Regions from separate parts of the Homo sapiens genome. Here region 1 is linked to region 2. The links are chromatin loops, found by intact Hi-C in ENCODE. Cell type or tissue: thyroid gland. All regions are shown on one strand. Links, peaks and the distances in the headings refer to the core of each region. The heading gives the core; the rest is flanking DNA. Region 1 has its middle 24 kb from the start of LINC02130. Region 2 has its middle 28 kb from the start of MIR365A.

What was found. Hi-C counts contacts between places; a loop is a spot of excess contacts. Peaks named below come from ENCODE experiments on the same cell type or tissue, not always from the same donor. Only the 100,000 strongest peaks of a DNase experiment are listed, where the experiment ranks them.
Region 1: a loop joins it to region 2, with 4 times the contacts of the local background. A loop is called at or near these places in 5 of 110 quality-filtered maps.

What each region holds. Positions count from the first base shown.
Region 1 is chr16:14,391,806-14,397,181 of GRCh38, forward strand. No RefSeq gene overlaps it. Among named protein-coding and RNA genes, the nearest start is that of LINC02130, 24 kb to the left of the region's middle. RefSeq lists an enhancer at 1,533-2,032. In thyroid gland, for the core only: no CTCF peak of the experiment used is centred there; no DNase peak of the experiment used is centred there.
Region 2 is chr16:14,334,727-14,340,102 of GRCh38, forward strand. No RefSeq gene overlaps it. Among named protein-coding and RNA genes, the nearest start is that of MIR365A, 28 kb to the left of the region's middle. In thyroid gland, for the core only: no CTCF peak of the experiment used is centred there; a DNase peak (open chromatin) is centred at 3,105; H3K27ac peaks cover 1,055 bases.

The DNA of each region.
Region 1 (5,376 bases), core at 216-5,215, 57 kb after region 2:
GTGTTGGGGAGAGAGAGAAAGAGAAGGTGGGGGAGAGAGAAAAAGGAGGCAGGGGGACGGAGAGACAGACACACACCAGGACTTGCACTTTACTTATTTATTTATTTATTTTTGAGACGGAGTCTCCCTCTTTTTGCCCAGGCCAGAGTGCAGTGGCGCGATCTCGGCTCACTGCAACCTCCACCTCCCGGGTTCAAGCGATTCCCCTGCCTCGGCCTCCCAAGTAGGTGGGATTACAGGTGCTCATGACCACGCCTGGCTAATTTTTGTATTTTTAGTAGAGATGGGGTTTCACCGTTTTAGCCAGGCTGGTCTTGGACTCCTGACCTCAGGTGATCCATCCACCTTTGCCTCCCAAAGTGTTGAGATTACAGGCATAAGCCACCATGCTCAGCCTTTGTTATTTGTTTTCTTGAGACAGGGTCTTGCTCTGTTGTCCAGGCTAGAGTACAGCGGTGCAATCATACCTCACTACAGCCTCGAGCTCCCGGGCTCAAGCAATTCTCCCACTTCAGCCTCCCAAGTAGCTGGGACTATAGGTGCACACCACCATCCCCGGCTAATTTAAAAAAAAAATTTTTTATAGAGATCATGTCTCGCTATGTTGCACAGGCTGATCTTGAACTCCTGGACTCAAGCAATCCTCCTGCCTTGGCCTCCCAAAGTGCTGGGATTACAGGCGTGAGCCACTGAACTCAGCTATTATACTTTATATGTACATATACATAGTTAAACCAAATACAATTGCTGTGATTATAGCTTGAAAACGGTCAGATGATGATTTCATATGGTCCACCATAGTATTTGTTTACATGTGTGTATTTCTTTGTATTTACAATGACCTTCTTATTCAGGAGTAACAGTGACAACAAACCTTTATTGAGCACTTACTAAAAGCTATACACTGTTCTAAGCATTTTCATACACCAAACACAGCAAAATATTATAATCCCCATTTCAGAGAGGGGAAAATGGAACAATGGCCTTGTTTTATGGCAAGTGATACTGGCTTGTCACTGATGGTGATGGAAAGCCTCCTCTGTAAACAAGTTTACTGTAAGAAGAATGGGGCCGGGGGTCAGCTGAAAGGAGAGCAAGCAGCACCTATGGTGGGGACATGGTGGTGCAGGAGGCTGAGGAGGGACTGCAGTTTGGAATCCCCGTACCTGAGGGGCGAGGCAGCAGTGTTCACATACAGAAGCAGAACCCAGCTTAACCAAGGCCCAAGTTTTGGGAAAGAGTGGGCAGAGCAGAGCAAATTCTGAATGAGGAGTCAGAGGCTGTGGGATCCCATTCTGGGCCCTGGTGAACTCCCCATGGTACAGGCCCCAACCTCAACAGCTGGTCCTCAGGGCGGCTAAGTCAGGAGTGCCCTCGGCCACAAGTCACAGGAAATCCACCTGGCAGTGACTTAAAGCTGCAGACAGTGGCCATATTTGACACGAAGGTTGGAAGTTAGCACTGCAGCTCTTTGGCATCAAGGATCCAAGTTCTGGCTGCGCAGTGGCTGACACCTGTAATCCCAACACCTTGGGAAGCCAAGGTGAGAGGCTCCCTTAAGCCCAGGAGTTCAAGACCACCCTGGGCAACATAGCAAGATCCTGTCTCCACAAAAATAAATTTTTTTAAAAAGCATCCAGGTTCCTCCTGTCTTCTCAGTCTGCCACCCTTGTGTGTTTGCTTTCCATCTCCAGCCTGAATGCTGTCACATCCTAGTTCAAGGCAAAAAGAGACGGAAGAAGTGTCTATCCCTTGCATTGGCCAGAGCTGGATCACATGGCCACTTCTCTTTTGAGACAGGGTCTCCCTCTGTCACCCAGGCTGGAGTACAGTGGCACGATCTCAGCTCACTCCAACCTCTGCCTCCCGAGTTCAAGCAATTCTCCTGCCTCAGCCTCCTGAGTAGTTGGGATTACAGGCATGTGCCACCATACCCGGCTAATTTTTTTTTTTTTTTTTTTTTTTTTGGTAGAGACAGGGTTTCATCATGTTGCTCAGGCTGGTCTCAAACTCCTGACCTCAAATGCTCTGCCCACCTCGGCTTCTCAAAGTGCTGGAATTACAGGCGTGAGCCACGATGCCCAGCCCACATGTCCACTTCTTTTTCTTTTTTTTTTTTTTTGAGACGGAGTCTCGCTCTGGTGCCCAGGCTGGAGTGCAGTGGTGTGATCTCGGCTCACTGCAAGCTCCGCCTCCCGGGTTCAAGCCATTCTCCTGCCTCAGCCTGCCGAGTAGCTGGGACTACAGGCGCCCTCCACCACGCCTGGCTAATTTTTTGTATTTTTGGTAGAGACGGGGTTTCACCGTGTTAGTCAGGATGGTCTTGACCTCCTGACCTCGAGATCCAGCCACCTTGGCCTCCCAAAGTGCTGGGATTACAGGCGTGAGCCACCGCACCCGGCCAACTGCTTCTAACTACAAGAGAAGCTGAGATACTAATGTCCAGGAAAGGGAAAGGGATTGCCACAATGGGGCCAGAACCCTTGTGACGTGGCCCCTGGAGCTGGGCACATGTGGTTCCTCCCTTCTTGGTAGCACTCATCACAGTTGCAATCTGGTCTTCATGTGGACCTGTGGTTGTTCGGTGTTTGTCTCCCATGGACTAGGAGCCCCTTGAGGGCAGGACCTGCTTGTAGATTGTCCTCCATGTCCCAAGTCCTGGATCTGGCACACACAGGGTACTCAGATCACAGATTAACTGAATAAATGAACAAGTGAATGATCTAAAGAAGTCTCCTTCTTGGCCGGTGCAGTGGCTCACACCTGTAATCCCAGAACTTTGGGAGGCCGAGGCGGGCAGATCACTTGAGGTCAGGAGTTGGAAACCAGCCTGGCCAACACGGTAAAACCCCACCTCTACTAAAAATACAAAAATTAGCTGGGCGTGGTGGTACATGTGTATAGTCCCAATTACCTGGGAGGCTGAGTTGGGAGCATTGATTGAGCCCACATGTTCAAGGCTGCAGTGAGCTAGATCATGCCTCAGCAGTTCAGCCTGGGTGATAGAGACTATCTATTAAAAAAAGAAAAAAAAAAGACAAAATGAAGCAAAACAAAAACTCTCCCCACAGTCATCTTCCACGGTGTGGTGGCCTTTGAATCCACACAAGCCTGGGTCCAATCACTGCTCAAAATACACCAGCCTATTAACAACACTCTATGCCAGGCCTGTACCAGGGGTGTTGTGTGCGTGGTGTCTGGTTGCCCAGGTTCGAGTTTTATGTGCTGGCTGTGTGATGATAGGCAGGTTACTTAACCTCTCTGTGTCTTATCTGTAACACAGGGATAATAACAGTACCAAACTCATAGAACCCTTGTGAGGATTAAGTGAGATAAGGCCTTGAAGAGCTTAGCTCAGACAGGCACAAAGCAAGTTCTCAAAAGTGGCATAGATTTTTCTTTTCTTTTTCTTTTTTTTTTTTTTTTTTTTTTTGAGATGGAGTCTCGCTCTGTCACCCAGGCGGGAGTACAGTGGCACAATCTCGGCTCACTGCAAGCTCCACCTCCCAGGTTCATGCCATTCTCCTGCCTCAGCCTGCCGAGTAGCTGGGATTACAGGCGCCCTCCACCACGCCCGGCTAATTTTTTTATTATTTTTAGTAGAGACGGGGTTTCACTGTGTTAACCAGGATGATCTCGATCTCCGGACCTCGTGATCCACCTGCCTCAGCCTCCCAAAGTGCTGGGATTACATGCGTGAGCCACTGCACCCGGCCTTAGAGTTTTCTTATTTGGGCCAGCACAGTGGCTCACGCCTGTAATCCCAGCACTTTAGGAGGCCGAGGCTGGCAGATTACCTGAGGTCAGGAGTTCGAGACAAGCCTGGCCAACATGGTAAAACCCTGTCTCTACTAAAAATACAAAAAAATTAGCCAGGCGTGGTGGCAGGTGCCTGTAATCCCAGTTTCTTGGAAGGCTGAGGCAGGAGAATTGCTTGAATCTGGGATGCAGAGGTTGCAGTGAGCCAGGACTGCACCATTGCACTCCAGCCTGGGCGACAAGAACAAAACTCCATCTCAAAAAAAAAAAGATTTTTCTTATATGTAGAAAAAATCCAAATCACCTTTCCATAGGGTGCTTTCAGCTAATGACTGAGCACAAATTTTTACAGACACAGACTCAATCCCCATTATTTGTGGATTCTGCATTTGCAAGTTCACCTACTTATTAGAATGTATTTGTAACCTCAAAAATCAACACTCGAGGTACTTTCAAGGTCATTCACAGACATGTGCAAGTGGCAAAAAAATTTCCACTGTCTGAGGGGCATGTTCCCAGCTGAGGTTTCAGAAGATCTCACACTGCCTTCCGATCTCAGCTCTCACATCGCAAACAAGTATCCTTTTCATGGTCTACTTAGTGCCAAATTTTTCCCATTTTTGTGCTTTCTGCGGTCGTGTCGATGTTAAGAATGACCCCCGTGTGCAGTGAGAGCAAGGCAGGAGTGACTACGTTACAGAGAAAACACATGTGTTAGAGAGGGTTTGTTCAGGCATGCGTTAGTGCTGTTGCCTATGGACATGTATGTGTTTAATTATTTTTCTTTTCTATTTTTTTTTTTTTTTTGAGACAGAGTCTCACTCTGTTGCCCAGGCTGGGGTGCAGTGGTGTGATCTCGGCTCACTGCAAGCTCCACCTCCCGGGTTCACGCTATTCTCCTGCCTCGGCCTCCAGAGTAGCTGGGACCACAGGCGCCCGCCACCATGCCCGGCTAATTTTTTGTGTTTTTAGTAGAGACGGGGTTTCACTGTGTAAGTTAGCCAGGATGGTCTCGATCTCCTGACCTCGTGATCCGCCCGCCTCAGCCTCCCAAAGTGCTGGGATTACAGGCATGAGCCACTGCGCCTGGCCTATTTTTCTTTTTGACAGAGTCTCACTCTGTCGCCAGGCTGGAGTACAGCAGCACAATCTCGGCTCACTGCAACCTCTGCCTCCCGGGTTCAAGCGATTATCGTGCCTCAGCCTCCCGAGTAGCTGGGATTACAGGCACGCGCCACCACTCCCAGCTAATTTTTGTATTTTTAGTAGAGATGAGGTTTCACTGTGTTGGCCAGGCTGGTCTCAAACTCCTGAGCTCAAGCCATCTGCCCACCTCAGCCTCCCAAAATACTGGGATTACAGGCATGAGCCACTGCGCCCAGCCAACATGTTCGATGTTAATGAATCACTTATATATTAAATAAAGTGTCTACAGAGAAACTCATAAAACCAGGTTAGGTATTGATCTGTTGATGAAAATGTGTGACCAGAGGTTTGTAAGAACTTAACCTGTATTTCTCCCTAGGAGCAATGGCTCCAGATCCGCTAATTCAGTGTTTGCAGAGACTTTACCACAAATAAGAATCCACTATGTGTAATGCGTGTCATCTACCATTC
Region 2 (5,376 bases), core at 184-5,183:
ACGCACAGCCAGATTATTTGGCTGCTAATTCTCTTCTTGATGTTTTCCTTCCCCTTTCCTTAAATTAATTCCAGAGTTCTTCCAGATTTCTCGTTGCTAAGCTATAAAGTTCCAGGTTTCCGCAGCATGGCTGCTAATTGGCAGGGAGTTACCAGGCAGCTCCAATCAGAACCAGGTTGTTGAAAGGAGCGTCCACACTACAGCTCGCTCAGAGGTTTTGGAATTTTCTCGCTGACATTATGAACCGCAAAGGTCTTTGCCTAACTCTGCAGAACCTGTTTTCTTGATTTGGCTGTTGGGCGACACCAGACGCCTTGGACTTTCCCTAGGAGGCGTGGGGAGTCCCTGGGTCTCCTGGTTAGGGTCAGTGACAGGGATGCTCAGAGCACATTCATGGCTCACCACAGACAATGTGACCCCCAACACTGCTGCAGAAAGGGTGCCGCAAGCCCCCCAGGACTGACCTCTCACATCCATCTCCCAAGCATGTTGACAGACTATCTGGAGGAGGCTGATGATACCTCTGAACTTAGGATTTTAGGGGTGAAGGTCATATTTGTAAAGGACTTTAAAACACCCAAATGGAGGGCCATTTGGTGATCTACCTCCAGAATCATAATGAAAACCATCACCATGAACTGAGTTTCTACTGTACACCACAAACCATATTCTCATCTGTTCCCATCCTAAAACTCCCACTGGACCAGCTGGGAACCTGACAGCTGCTGCACTGTTGGTTCCACTTGCCTGCTGCCGTCTTCTAGGAGCAGAAAGTCATGTGACCCGGGCCTGGCTACTGTGATTGGCTCTGTGATGAGCACATGACAAAGCTGGGCCAATCAGAATCTTCCCTGAGACTTTTTTTGCCAGATAGGAAAAGACTCCCCAACCCTACCGTTGCTAAGCTGGTGCCCATTGGGAACACATATGGAAGGTGCCTGAGAAATATAAGAAGCCCCCAAAGATATGCAGTCCCTATGACAATGCTTGAGCCTTAGATGCACCTGTAGAGGAAGCCAGATCTACTTCCTGGATTTGACAGTTACAGGAATAGTAAATTCTTTTACTGCTTAAGCCAGTTTACCTTTGTGTCTGTTGCTTCTTGCTGAAGAGTGCTAAGTAATGGGGTTACATAGCTTCTCTGCATGGTGCCTTGGCTCTAAGGCAGGCAGTTTGCTTATATTCCTGCATAGGGTCTTCACAATTACCTGGTGAGGCACTCCATTTTGCACCTGGGGAAACTGAGGCTCAGAAGGGTAAGGGAGGCTTGCCCAGGTAACATGGTCACTGTGTTCTCAGGAGTTCAAACCTGGGCTAATTCTTTAGTGTCTGTGGCTCCTCAAATTCAACTTGTCCAAAACTGAATTCAAGAGCCTCCCCCGAAACTGATTTCCCTCTGAGGTCCCTCATCTGCCACTCTAGAGATGCTAACTAGAAACCAGGTACCAGCCGGGCACGGTGGCTCACTCCTGTAATCCCAGCACTTTGGGAGGCCGAGGTGGGCCTCCCATAATATAACCCTGTCTCTACTAAAAATACAAAAATTAGCTGGGTGTGGTGGCACGCGCCTGTAGTCCCAGCTACTTGAGAGGCTGAGGTGGGAGAATGACTTAAACATGGGAGGCAGGTGTTGCAGTGAGCCGAAACCATGCCATTGCACTCCAGCCTGGGTGACAGAGTGAGACTCCTTCTGAAAAAAAAAAAAAAAAAAAAAAAGACACCAGGTACCATCTCTGACCCCTCCAGTTTCCCTCTCTCCCACATCCCAGCCTCACTAAGTCCTGCCCATCAATTTCCTTGGCAGCCCTCGCAGCAGCTTCTCTCCCCGTCCCATTCATGTCCCCACCCATAACCAGGCCGCCCTCATTCCTCCCTGGCCTTCTAGAAGTGCATCTCTCCTGGTTCTCCTATAGCCACTCTTGCCCCTCTCCTCCAACCTAGCTCCCCACCACACCCAGAGGAACTGTTTCAAAATGTGAATCTGATCACACTGCCTTGCTGGGACAGGTTGGGTTTTATTATTATTATTATTATTATTATTATTATTATTATTATTACTATTAATTTTTTTTTGAGACGGAGTCTCACTCTGTCACCCAGGCTAGAATGCAGTGGCGCAATCTCAGCTGACTGCAAGCTCCACCTCCCGGGTTCATGCCATTCTCCCACCTCAGCCTCCCGAGTAGCTGGGACTACAGGTGCCCACCACAACGCCCAGCTAATTTTTGGTAGAGACGGGATTTCACCGTGTTAGCCAGGATGGTCTTGATCTCCTGACCTCGTGATCTGCCCGCCTCGGCCTCCCAAAGTGCTGGGATTACAGGCATGAGCCACTGCACCTGGCCTATTATTATTTTTTGAGACAGAGTCTTATTTTGTCACCTAGGCTGGAATGGAATGGCACAGTCATAGCTCACTGCAGCCTCAACCCCCTGGGCTCAAGCGATCCTCCTGCCTCAGCTTCCCGAGTAGCTCAGACCACAGGCATGTGCCACTACGCCTGGCTAATTTTTTTATTTTTATTTTTGTAAAGACAAGATCTCGCTCTGCTGCCCAGGCTGGTCTCAAACTTCTGACCTCAAGCGATCCTCCCGCCTTTACCTCCCAAAGTGTTGGGATTACAGGCATGAGCCACTGCGCCCTGCCTGGTTGGGTTTTAGGATATGAAGGCACACATTTGCCTCTGGGGATGTTTGAGAATCCTGCCGTCAGCCCCTTAGTCCCACCCAGCTTTCGGGCACAAAGTCTTCAAGCCCGAGAGCTGGGGAAGACACAGCTCCCCGCGTGCTCAGCCATGCCATCGTTTATTCTGAAAATATTTACTAGTGTCTCCCAGGCACGGTTCCCTATGCTGGGGATACAGAGACGACAAGAGTAGCAAAAAGTGCACATGCTCATAGTGTGTGTGCTGCATGCCAGGCCTGGGCTCTGTGCCTCAGGACCTGGGAGGAGGTGGCCTCTACCGTGCAGGAGCCAGCAGGGCTGCCCCTCACAGCTGCCCACACTGGCCGCACTTGGCCCCAGCCCGTAGGGATGTGTATCGGCAAACTCCTTTTGCTGCTGAACTCTGCAGTGGCAAGCTTGGCTGTTTTTCACAGTTAGAGTCTGGTGACGTTTAACTAAGGCTGTGGAGGAGAGCGCATGTGTGAGTGAGAGGGGTGCTCGCACAAGCTCGCATATTTCCCAAACACAAAGCCTGCAGTAGAACTGCCTGACACTCACCCCCACCGCCGCCCCCGCCACCCCTCTTCCCACACAAACACAGGTGATGAAAAAGTAAACTAAGTGAGAGGTCAGGTCTCTTTAGAAATCAAGGGTGTTTGAACTCAACAGCAGAGAGCTACTGTTTATTCTAAACCCCATGAAATAAGATGACTTATCATTAACAGATAAGTCAGTGGGGCTACATGTTGTTTGAACATCAAAAGCCATTTGTCAATCCATGCATCCATTTGTCTGCCTATCCATCCATCCATTTATCTACCCATCCACCTACCTATTCATCCACCTACCCATTCATCAATCCACCTACCCATCCATCCATCCACTCACCTATCCATCCATCCACTCACCTATCTGTCCATCCATCTACCCCATCCACCCACCTACCCATTCATCCATCCACCCACCTATCCATCCATCCATCTACCCTTCCATCCACCCACCTATCCATTCATCCATCCACCCACCTACCCATCCATCCACCCATCCACCTACCCATCCATCCACCCATCTACCTACCCATCCATCCACCTACCCACCTATCCATCCATCCATCCATCCACCCACCTATCCATCCATCCATCCACACATCCACCCACCTATCCATTCACCCATCCATCAACCCCCAAGCCCATCCATCCATCCACCCATCCACCCACCTATCCATTCATCCATCTATCTACCCCTAAACCCACCCATCCATCCACCCACCTCCCTACTCATCCATCCATCCACCCAGCCTATCCATCCATCTACCTGTCTATCCACCCATCTATCCATCCATCAATTTGCTAAGTTCTCAATATAATTATGACAGTAATATTAATAATAGCAATAATAGCAGTGGTTCCTATCAACTAGGTACTTTCTAAGAAACAGGTTTCTACACTAAGCACTTTGGAAACATCATCTGTTTAATTTTCACAAACAATTCTATGAGATAGATGCCAAAAGACCCAGTTTACAGAGGAAGAAAGTAAGGCACCGAGAGGGTAAGTGGCTGGCCCCAGACTTCACAGCCTACTGTGGTAGATTAAATATGGCCAGAAATTCCCTGTGGCTCCTCTCACAAGGAGGTGAAGTCTATTTCTCCATTCCCCTAAATACAGGCTGTCCTCTTGACTTACTTCAACTGATAGAATATGCCAGAGGTAGTGTTATGCAAGTCCTGAGAACAGGCTTCAGGGAGCCTCGAAGCTTCTTTGTGAACTGACGTGGAATGCTTACCCAAGGCTTCCATGTAAGGAAGCTGGTCTTTCCTGTTGGAAGGCGAGAGGTCACATGAAGGAGAACTGAGGCAACCCAGCCAACAGCCAGAGCCAACGGCCACACATGTGAGGGAGGCCATCTTGGACCCTCTAGCCCAGTAACCCCCAGCTGACTGCAGGCCATGAGTGAAGTCAGAGGAAGCAGCCAGCCTGAAAAATATATTCTTTTTTTTTTTTTGAGACAGAGTCTCACTCTGTCACCAGGCTGGAGTGCGGTGGCACGATCTTGGCTCACTGCAACCTCTGCCTCCTGGGTTCAAGCGATTCTCCTGCCTCAGCCTCCCGAGTAGCTGGGATTACAGGCACCCACCACCATGCCCAGCTAACTTCTGTAGAAAAGTAAGTTATTCTTTTAAGTCACTACATTTTGGGGATTGTTTGTTATGCAGCAAAGATGACCAAACACATTATAAGAGGCCAAGCCAGGATTTTAACCCAGGTCTCCCATCCTAGGATCTGGGCCTCTCAGAGGCAGAGACTGTGGTCACAGAGATGAAGAGGATAGTGTCCCTGATTACCAACAAATACCCTGCCAAGTCATCCATGTGAAGAGAGGTATGTCCCGGGGTGGGTTCCCTAGACACTAACGTCAATGTTTTATTTATACAACAATCAATTGCTGCACACCTACCATGTGACAGTCACCATACAAGGTGTGAGGCATGTGGCAGTGAGCAACAGACATGGTCTGTGATCTCATGAAGCTTGACATTTCAGGAATAAGACAGACAAAAGTAAATCAACAACCAAACAATTACAAAATACACAGAGTATTGAGAAAGAAACCAATAGGTACTGAGGAGAGAAATTTATGAGTAGAATAACTTTAGATCATGTGATCAGGAAAGATTGCTCTAAGAAGACAATGTCTAAGCTGGGTCTACAA